2 separate regions of the Homo sapiens genome follow, and region 1 is linked to region 2. Evidence: chromatin loops called from intact Hi-C (ENCODE). Cell type or tissue: heart left ventricle. All regions are shown on one strand. Links, peaks and the distances in the headings refer to the core of each region. The heading gives the core; the rest is flanking DNA.

Region 1 (5,369 bases), core at 317-5,316, 250 kb before region 2:
GCTAATGTAATTTCAGGCAAGACATAACTTCGGAATTGTGGAGATAGATGGGATGCTGTACATTTTGGGAGGAGAGGATGGTGAAAAGGAGCTGATTTCCATGGAGTGTTACGATATTTATTCTAAAACCTGGACAAAGCAACCTGATTTGACCATGGTCAGAAAGGTGAGGACTGCATTTTGTGATAACTAGTCTGTGTACACATTGGATTTTAAACTTAATGTGTCTTCATATCCTGAATAAACCTTTAATATAACTGATGGTGTTAAAAGAATTAACTTTATAGAACTCTCTTTATCGGTAGTTTGCCTTCACTGTCATCAGCCACACACCAAGATAGGAAAGTGAGCGTGTGTGAGAGTTTATCCTGCTTGTGGGCCCTGTGCAGCACCGCTGTGTGTCAAGCTCCACATTTGAGTGTGCAAATGGTGCAGCAGCCACATCTTCCCAACCTATTTTCTTTCTGTCTTTCCCTCTCTTACTCTCTCTCTCTCTTTCCTTTTGTTGTTGAGAGAGGGTCTTACTCTGTTGCCCAGATTAGAGTGCGGTGGCGCCATCTTGGCTCACTGCAACCTCTTTCTGCCTCAAGCAATCCTCCCACCTCAGCCTACTGAATAGCTGGGACTACAGGTGTGCACCACCACACCCAGCTAATTTTTGTTTTTTTAAGTAGAGATAGGGTTTCACTATGTTGCCCCGGCTGGTCTTGAACTCTTAGGCTGAAGCGATCCCCCATCTCTACAAAAAAGTTTTAAATAAAGTTAGCCGGGCACAGTGCTGTGCACCTGTAGTCCCAGCTACCCAGGAGGCTGAGGCGGAAGGATCTGTTGAGCCCAGGAGTTTGAAGCTGCAGTGAACTATGATGGCACCACTGCACTCCAGCCAAGGCAACTGAACGAGACCCTGTCTCTAATAAATAAATAAATAAAAATGAGGCTTTTGAACTTCTTTCAGTTAGTGAAATAGTATCAGTTGGAGTAAGAGCTCCTTTTCTGAAGATTAAGAATATGTGTCTTACTTTGCTCTTCTCATTTTAAAGTCCGGTGTTGTAATACTGAAAAGCACCATCGTTTTACGGTTAGAAATCAAACCCCTTCCTAAATCTCTTTAAGTATGGCCCAGACAGTTTAATATCTGTTCACCTGACCTGAATGAGAAATGTTGCCTCTCCCCCACCATTGTTCTCTGCTTTCAGATCGGCTGCTATGCAGCTATGAAAAAGAAAATCTACGCCATGGGTGGAGGCTCCTACGGAAAGCTTTTTGAGTCTGTAGAGTGTTATGATCCCAGGACCCAGCAGTGGACTGCCATATGTCCACTAAAAGAGAGGAGGTACGTGGCTGTGGGGTGGACTTTGTAGATTCCCTTGCTGTTCACTGGGTCTGGAGCCCCTTACCCTGCCTGGCTTTTGTTCTTTTCTTTCAGAGTAACCTTTTCTTTGACTTGGCATTTCCTGAGAAAGGAAGGCCCACGTAGTAATGCTGCAGAGTTAAACCAGCATAAGAGGAACGCGGGAGTGAGATCTCGCATTGTACAGCTTGTGCCTGATAACGCTGTGTGTGGCCTTTCAGGTTTGGAGCGGTGGCCTGTGGAGTTGCTATGGAGCTGTATGTGTTTGGGGGAGTCCGAAGTCGTGAGGACGCCCAGGGTAGCGAGATGGTAACTTGCAAGTCCGAGTTCTACCATGATGAGTTTAAAAGGTAACTAAGAATGGTTTCACATAGCTACTGCAACTTTTTCTTTGTGCTTTCAGTCGTATTTTAGCTTTGTTTAGTTTTGTTTTCAGTCACTTTATTAAATTATGGATTTAGGAGATAACGTCTCATGCATACTAGATATTTATTCAGTGACTTCACAAGTGCTAGTAACTTAAAATGTCTGCAAATAGAAAATATCTCTAATATGTAGATGAGATCTTGACGCTTAGTTGCTTAAAATCATTTATTGGCTCCCTATAGCTTTTAGGAAAAAGTTTAAAACTCCTTAACTTGTTGGGCATGGTGGCTCACACCTGTAGTCTCAACATTTAGGGAGGTAGAAACTGAAGATTGCTTGAGCCCAGGAGTTAGAGATTTGCCTGGGCCACATAACAAGACCCTGTTCTCCAAAGAAAAATAAATAAACTCCTTAACTTAGCATATATAGCCTTTTGTGATATGGCCTTTGCTTTTTCTGCTACTGACCCAGATACTTTATACCGAGCCACTTTCCCCTGCAAACATGTGTGGTTGTCTCAGCTCTGTTCGTATTGCTGCTACTTGCCTAAAAGCTCCCTTCCCGCTGTCCATCCAGTTAGCTTGGCCTTTTTCAAAACTGCTTAGTTATCAAAACCTAGAGAAAGCCTTCTCATGCCTCCTAGTCTGATTTTTTATCCCTTCATCTATGATTCCATGCCCTCCAGACAAGTCTCTGGGGTTGTAGCTGTTAACTGCAAGCAACTTCAGGGCAAGGTCCACCTTCGTCAGCTCTGTATCCTGGCTTCCAGCATCCTACCTGTCTGTATCAGATGCTTAGTAAAATGTTGATTAAGTGGCTGAGGCTTGATTTCTGAGATTCTTAAAACCTCTGACAAGTGCCACGTATGTCTTGTAGGGTAGATAACATCCTTCTCGATGTCTTCTCTCTTTCCTCACACATTTTATTGTTGTAACCACTGAGCAGTATTCTTATTGCAGTAATATGTTTAAATCCTAAGGGGAAATTGCTGTGCTAAACGTAATTTTATTAGAGTAGTTCAGTCGTGCTACCAGAAGAGGGTGCCATAACATAATGTTTAATTTCATGCTGTTTTAGATGAGGGCACGCAGTGAGCAGTTACAAAGATGCTGCAAATGCATGTAAATGCTGCCTAACATGTATTTTAAATTTAGGGTATTTGCATAGCCTTTTTTTTCAATTACAGGAATAGACTATCTTAGGAAAATTTATTAGAGAGCAGTTTAGAGAATACTTGCTGTGGTAGGGGCAGATTTTCAGACTTCTCTACATTTTTCCTTCCTTGATACATGACTGGGAGGGCTGATTGCCCAAGGGATGAAGTCTTTTTTTTTCTTTCTTTCTTTTTTGGAGACAGTCTCGCTCTGTCGCCCGGGCTAGAGTGCAGTGGCGTGATCTCGGCTTACTGCACCATCTGCCTCCCGGGTTCAAGCGATTCTTCCACCTCGGCCTCCCAAGTAGCTGGGACTACAGGCGCATGCCACCATGCCTGGCTAATTTTTGTATTTTTAGTAGAGGCAGGGTTTCACTATGTTTTCCAGGTTGGTCTCGAACTCCTGACTTAATGATCCGCCCGCCTCAGCCTCTCAAAGTGCTGGGATTACAGGCATGAGCCACCGCACCTGGCCTATCAGGTTGTTACATATTTGTACTGGATAAGCTTTTAATATAACTATCACTTGCTTTAAGTTCATAATAATTAAACGTAAGACTGTGGTTCCTTCTTTGCTGTTTAAAAGCACTTCTCGCCAGGTGCACTGGCTCCAGGCTATAATCCCAACACTTTGGGAGGCCGACGCGGGCAGATCACTTGAGGCCAGGAGTTCAAAACCAGCCCGGCCAACATGGTGAAACCCTGTCTCTACTAAAAGTACAAAAAAAAAAATTAGCCAGGCATAGTGGCACGTGTCTGTAGTCCTGGCTGCTCAGAAGGCTGAGGCATGAGAATTGGTTGAACCCAGGAGGTGGAGTGTGCAGTGAGCCGAGATTGTGTCACTGCACTCCAGCCTGGGCAACAAAGCGAGACCCTGTCTCTAAATAAATAAGAGCACTTCCAAATAAAATTAATGTATATTCAGTTCCTTATTTCTAAGCTCTCTGATGTTTGTAAATAGAATGAAGAAAGCTGTTAATTTATCTTACCAATATAAGATTCTAACATGTTTAGATAACATTAAACACACATATAACACCAAATGCCATGTATTTAATCTTCAAAACAGCACTCTGAAGCGCATGTAGGTACTGTTACTATTCCTATTTTCCATATGAGGAAAGGGTGAGCGGTGTGCCCACAGACACACAAGGAGCAAGAAGCTGAGGTGGGATCTGAACTCAGGCGTTCTGGCCCCAGAGTCCACCTTTTCAACTACCACGCTAGATTGACTTAAAAATATAGGCTTTCCTATAACTATCGATAGAACAAAATAACATGTAGGAGTAGTTTATTTCTTAAAAGATCAGACGCAAATGTGTTATATTGGCATAGTGTGGAAACTGTAGTTGCCGGATGAGCAGTCCATATTTGATTGGAGACCATGTCGATTGTTTTTAAGTAATCTCTTGTCTTTCCTGTCTTTGTTCCCTATTTTTAGGTTAAAACTTTCTGGGAAAAAAGCCATATCTTATTCTTTTCTGTTTTTCTGAATAAAAGCAAAACTGCTTGAAAGGAAAGCAAAGAAATTGCCATAAAGTATTACCAAGCCAGAGCAACAGCTTCATATACCCAGAATGACGGTTTCTCTATTTCTGTTCCTTGTGTCCATATTCTGTTAGTAACACTACTATCCTCCCAGTCATCCATGTTCAAAAAAGGGTCATCTTGGCTGGCACAGTGGCTGACACCTATAATCCCAGAACTCTGGGAGACCCAGGTGGTAGGATCCCTTGAGCCCAGGAGTTCAAGACAACCCTGAGTAACATAGTGAGACCTTGTCTCTATGAATTTTGAAAAAATTCAAAAATGAGCTGAACATGGTAGTCCACGCCTGTGGTCCCAGCTACTTGGAAGGCTGAGGCAGAAGGATCACTTGAGCCTGGGAAGTGGTGGAAGCTGCAGTAGACCATGATCGTGCCACTACACTCCATCCTGAGTGCCAGAGCAAGACCCTGTCTCAGAAAAGGGAATCATCTTGAATTCTGTCTTGTACTTTGCAACTCATCAGTTGCCAGGTCTGGTCCTTTTTTAAATCTTGGTAGCATTTTTCACATTTCCCACCTTCCCTGCCCCGCTGCTACCCTCACAGTTATTCCTGCATCTGTGTAGTGTCATTAGCCTCTGGCCAGCCTTGCCAGTGCAGTTACTTATTTGTGGTTTTGAAAGATGAACCTGACAAAAATCAGCCAGGCATAGTGGCACATACCTTTTTGCTCAGAGTTTTTGATTGCCCTTCTCAGAATTCTTGACTGTTTCCCACTGCTTACTAAACAAAGGTAATAGTTCTTAGCCACCTACTCAGGGTTCTCCATGATTTGAGGTTAAGAAAAAGTTTCACCCTTTTTTAGTATCTTTCTTTCACATATCGTATACTCCAGCTCACTTTTTAAATCCTCTTGTGTTTTACTGCCTCCGTGCATTCGCTTAGCCTAGATGCCCCTCTACTTTAATTTTTTACAGTATATAAGTTAAATTAACTGTTCTTTGAAGTTGAGA
Region 2 (5,369 bases), core at 74-5,073:
CAGCAAGTCTGGGTGTGTGTGTGGTATATGCATTGGTTTCCCCAGTGGAAATGTGGCAGTGGAGGAAAGGTTGGGTTAGACCTGGGTCCTTAAGCCGTGGTCCATGGTAGATTCCAAAACTACCTGCACAGTCCTGCGTGTGGGACTGTGGTGTGTGTGTATGTATGTCTGTATGGTTTATGTGTGTGTGTGTGTGTATGGTATGTCTGCATGTGTGTGCGTACACATGTGTGTCTCTGTGAGTGTGTATGTGTCTATGTCTGTGGTGTGTGTGGTATGTGTGCATGTGTGTGCCTGATATGTGTGTTTATATGTGGTATGTATATGTGTATACGGTGTGTATGCACATGTATCTCTGTGTGTGCATGTGTGTGTGGTATGTGCATGTGTGTGTGTCCTGTGTCTATATGTGGTGTGCATAGTGTGTATCTCTGTGTGTGGTGTGTGCATGTGTGTGGTGTGTTGTGTGATATGTGACGTGTGTGTGTGGTGTATGTGTCTATATGTGATGTCTCTGTGTGTATATGGTGTACGTGCATGTGTATCTGTGTGTCTGTGTGAGGTGTGTGTCTGTGTGGTATGTCTTTGTGTGTATGAGGTGTGTATGGTATGTGTCTGTGGTGTGTGTGTATGTATGTCTGTGTGATGTGTGTGCATGTGTGTGTGGTGTATGTGGTACGTGTATGTGTGGTGTGTGTGCATGTGTAACTATGGTGTGTATGTGTGTATGGTGTATGTGTGTCTGTGTGTGTGGTGTATGTGTCTACGTGGTATGTGGCTGTGTGGTGTGTGTGCATGTGTAACTGGTGTGTGTGTATGGTGTGTGTGGTGTATGTGTCTTTGTGTGTGTGGTATGTGTGCATGTGTAACTGTATGGTGTGTGTATGGTGTGTGTGTGGTGTATGGTGTGTGTGTGTGTGCGTGGTGTGTGTACATTTGTAACTGTATGGTGTGTGTGTGGTGTATGTGTATTTGTGTGTGTGGTGTGTGTGTGTGGTGTGTGTGTCTGTGTGCAGGTGTATGTGTTTTTGTGTGTGGTATGTGTGCATGTGTAACTGTATGGTGCGTGTGTGTATAGTGTGTGTGTCTGTGTGTGTGGTGTATGTGTCTTTGTGTGGTGTGTGTGTATGTGTAACTGTATGGTGTGTGTATGTGTGTGGTGTGTATGTGTCTGTGTGTGTGGTGTATGTGTCCTTGTGTGTCGTGTGTGTGCATGTGTAACTGGTGTGTGTGTGTATGGTGTGTGTGTGGTGTATGTGTCTTTGTGTGTGTGCATAAATGTTGACATTACATGGGTGTGAGTCCATAGCTTGTTTTAGGTTCTCAAAGGGGTCCATAAACCCCCCTGAATCAGGTGATCTTTAAACTCCCTTTGGCTTCTGATGGAAAGATGCTCATTGTTACCGTGGACAAACATGGCTGAAGCCTCTGCCTTCTTCCAAAGTGCAGCCAGCCTAAACGGGGGTGGGGAGGGGACCACGGCCAGCTTTCCTTCTCGTCGCACTGGGGCAGAAGGAGCCGGGCGCGGTGGGTGGGAGATCTTGGCTGTCTCTGCCTCCCTGGAAGGAGGCGCAGGAGAGTTCCGCATCGAGACTGTCCTCAGCCCGGCATCTCTGTGCCTTGCCTTACATGTCATTAATTCATTCAGCTGTATTTTTTTTTTTTTTTTTTTAACACCAGGCTCACTGGAGCAGTCGCAGTTAATCCTACGTGGATCCTGCCTCCTCTCCCAATCCTGTGGGTGGGACATAAATACCCAGCCAGCCTCAGGGTGTGGGCCGAGGGCTTGAAGAAGTGGCCGCCAGAAGCTTCAGGAGAGCGGAGGAGGGATGGGGTCCTGGCCGAGGTGTGGGGAGGGCAGGGGCAGGCGCCGGAGTGTGCAGAGGCACCCCACTGCCTGCTCCGAGCCTCAGCTTCCTCATCTGTAAGATGGGTGCGTTGAGGAGGAGAGGAGGTGTGTGTGAGCATTTCTCGTGGTGCCTGGTACCGAGTAAGCACCCGTGGTCTGTGGTTGGTAGTGACATGCGTCATCGCACTTAGTTCGCCAGCCTGTGTCATACCTGTTTAGCTGGGATCTGCAAACTAAACCTGCCTTCTTGAACCGAAACCTGCCTTCTTCCTGGACTGCCACACCGACCTCCAAGAGTTGAGAGGATCCCAGAGTGGAACAGAAGTGGCCAGAAAGCCAAGTGTGGCTGGGGAAGGGGGTCACACCCTCCTATGGGAGGAAAGGCTTGGAAACCCAGATGGCTCTGCCTGGAAGGATGGGGCTGAGAAGAGACTGATGTGTAGCAGTGTCTGTGGTCAGTGGCTCTGAAGAAATCCGTCCCAGGCCTTTAGACATCAAGTGCTGCTGTGAGAGGCAGGCTACGAGGACCCAGCTAAGACTGGAGGCTCCTGCAGCTCAGCAGGAAGTCACAGGGGGCGTGGCCAGGCCAGGCAGCTGGGGCCCAGGAGGAGAGATCTGTCAGCCATCCCTGCCAACAACTCAGCAGTGGGCCGGACCCAGTCTGGCAGGGCCAGAACCATCTGGATGTGAGCTCGGGGCAGAGGAGACGCCAGGAGCACCAACGGTGTGACCAGGAGAAGCCACAGTTGTGGAAATGCTGGTTCCTTCTGTAAAAATGCCTACGGGGCAAACACATCAGAATGTCCACTTTGAAAAGGAAGAAGGGGCCAAGAGCCAGTAGGCCCTGCAGGTCCCTCAGGGCTCTCATGTGCCGGCAGCCGAAATGGGATCTGGCCATCCCAAGCAGGAAAGGAATGTACTAGAAGAACGGTGGCAGCCTGGAGAATGGCCTGGAGCTGGGGTCGGGGCATGCAGGTGGTAGTCCCATCACCACCAGTGCAGGAAGGTGCAGGGCAGGACCCAGCTCCTCCCAGGTGAATTCTCCCTGCCCCATCTCCATAGCACTTGCCCAAGATCCAGAGTCCTGGGCAAGAACCTCTGCCTGGCCAAGCCAGAGGACTGGCTCACACACTGTTGAGGAGGGCTGGAAGGCCCCCTAAGACTCATGAGCCAGGGAGACCCCAGATGGGAAGGGCTGGGCTAGCCATCGTGGAGGACGGTCTGTGTTGGGTTTCGCTACAGAGGCTGGGGAAGGGAGTCTCCTCTGGTCATTCTCTACCACCTGTGACACCTGGGTCACTTTCCTCTTTCTTCCTTTGTTTCTGTGTTCATTCGTTCCAGTGTAACCAGCTCTGGCCCAGCCAGGCACTGCTCACCTAGCTGTGGAATCAGAAATAAGACCCTGCCCTCAAGGAACTCCTAGTCCATTCATTCCTTTGTTCATTCATTCAGAAAACACCTGTTGGTCTCCTGGTGCTCCAGGCCACAGGATACAGTGGTAGGTAGAGCATGCGTGGCCCCTTCCCTCTTAGGGTCACACATATATACAGGGCACTTTGGCGGGGCCAGTGGACACAGAAGAGGGAGGGATGTGGTTGTCCTCCTCCACCTTCTTTTTGTCTTTGCTTGGCCGTTCCGTCCAGCCGGTGGCAGCTTACAGGCACTGCCTGGGTCCACTGTGGACCCTCAGAGCCAGTGGAACAACTCACATCCGCGTTATACCAACCTGGTTGTACCTCCTGCTTTTATTTCCTATTGCTGCTGTGACTGCTTGCCCCTAACTTTGTGGTTAAAAGAACACAGATTTAGTCTCTTATGGTTCTGGAGGTCCGAAGTCCAACACAGGTCCCATGGGGCTAAAACGAAGGTGTCAGGACTATGTTCCTTCTGGAGGCTCTCGGGGAGAATTCGTTTCCAGCTTCTAAAGGCTGTCCGCATTCCTTGGCTCATGGCCACATCACTCTGACCTCTGCTTTAGTCTGACTCTGCCCTCCTGCCTCCCTCTTGTGAGTACCCTTGTGATTTCATTGGGCTACCTAGATCATCCCCATCTCAAGACCTTGAACTTGGTCACATCCAGAGTCCCGTTGCCACGCAGGATAACTTAATCACAAGGGATTTAGGATGGAACATGTTTAGGGGGCTTTATTTTCCTTACCACCTCCTTCTCTCTCTGGCCCCCTTGGTGTGTGAGGAAGCACAGGAATGGATGTGGACCAGGCATGCCCTGGAGCCAGCTCATCCCAGCTTGCACCTGCCCACCAGAGCTGATCGTGCCCGTCTCTCCCCAGCTCTGGCCCAGGGGCATCCCCTTGAAGGTGTGGAATCAGCCAAAATGGGATTGTTCACAACACAGAAATCCGCACACGCCGGGATCAGGGCTTGTTGTTCCAGAGAGCCTGATGTTAAGCATTTATCAGCACAGACCTGGCCGTGGCTGCTGACGCTGCTGGCCCCTGTTTGTGGAGTGTTTGCACGTGCCAGGCACCGTGCTGAGGAAGCACTTTTCATGGATTAGCTCATTGTTTGGGATCTTCGCACAGCTCTCCCCGAGCAGGGTGTATTTTGTCATCCTAATGAATAGGAATTGTCACAAGACCAGTAGAGCTTGGGCAGTGCTGATGGGAGGGAGCTCAGCAACAGTCTCTCCAGGGGGCTGTTTCTCCTCCTTGGCCTCCGCAACTCTGGGCAGGGGGCACAGGCTTGGGTCGTCAAGCAACTTGCTGCAGTCACACCACTAGACACGACAGAGCCGAGACTTGAACCTGCACCTGTAAGAGGCTCAGCCCTTGTCGGAGTTCCTGTGTCACACGGAGGGCTTGCCTCCTGCCTGCTTTGCACTTGGGTAGACTCAAGCTCCACCAGCATCAGGGTGGCTGGTGTGGATTCGTGCAGTCCAGGGTTCAAAACTCTGAGTCCCTGAGCTCACTCACCAGAGCCTGAGTCCTCACCACACTTGCTACTGGAATGGATCATTTATGCAAGGCCAGAGATTGCTCCAGACCCTGACCTCGGAGAGCAGCTGATGTTTCGTAGATGACTTGGGGAGCGGGAGGTGGTCACCTGTAGCGTGATCCGGATCTCCTCGAACAAGGGTGAAACAAAGCGGTTACATGCTTGAGTGTGTGTGTGCGCGTTTGTGTGCCTCGAGGCAGAAGGTGGATGTTCGTGCTTGGAGAGAGACTCTAGCCTTCGTCAGACCCCCTGAACCGTCAGAGGCAGGGTCACTTTGGAGAGAGGGTTGTGGGTTCTGGTGGGGAACGCACGCTGCACTTCGGCCCAGCCTGGGGTGGAGGGGTAGCCAATGGGGAACTCAGAATGGTCCGGTGTTGTGGTTTACAGCAGGGGTCAGATTACCTGGGTTCAATTCCTGGCCCCGCACCACATGTCTGTGAACACTCAGGAAAGTTTTTAACTTCCAAAGTCTCAGTTTCCTCATTTGTACCATGAGATGACAGTACCGACTTCACAGGGCTGTCTTGTAAGGACTGAATGAGCCAGTCCACACACAGGACTCAGA

The links. A loop is a pair of places that touch in the nucleus more often than their neighbours do. Peaks named below come from ENCODE experiments on the same cell type or tissue, not always from the same donor. Only the 100,000 strongest peaks of a DNase experiment are listed, where the experiment ranks them.
Region 1: a loop joins it to region 2, with 2.0 times the contacts of the local background. A loop is called at or near these places in 8 of 110 quality-filtered maps.

What each region holds. Positions count from the first base shown.
Region 1 is chr16:81,363,778-81,369,146 of GRCh38, forward strand. It overlaps GAN (gigaxonin), which reads left to right. Exons shown (of 11, transcript NM_022041.4): 7 at 17-166; 8 at 1,197-1,333; 9 at 1,573-1,701. Among named protein-coding and RNA genes, the nearest start is that of MIR4720, 19 kb to the right of the region's middle. In heart left ventricle, for the core only: a CTCF peak has its summit at 2,761 (motif pointing right); no DNase peak of the experiment used is centred there; H3K27ac peaks cover 1,061 bases.
Region 2 is chr16:81,614,501-81,619,869 of GRCh38, forward strand. All of the region lies in intron 2 of CMIP (c-Maf inducing protein), which reads left to right. Among named protein-coding and RNA genes, the nearest start is that of MIR6504, 5.8 kb to the left of the region's middle. RefSeq lists enhancers at 1,390-2,233, 2,131-2,280, 2,234-3,076, 2,501-2,570, 4,003-4,603. In heart left ventricle, for the core only: no CTCF peak of the experiment used is centred there; DNase peaks (open chromatin) are centred at 1,531 and 2,451.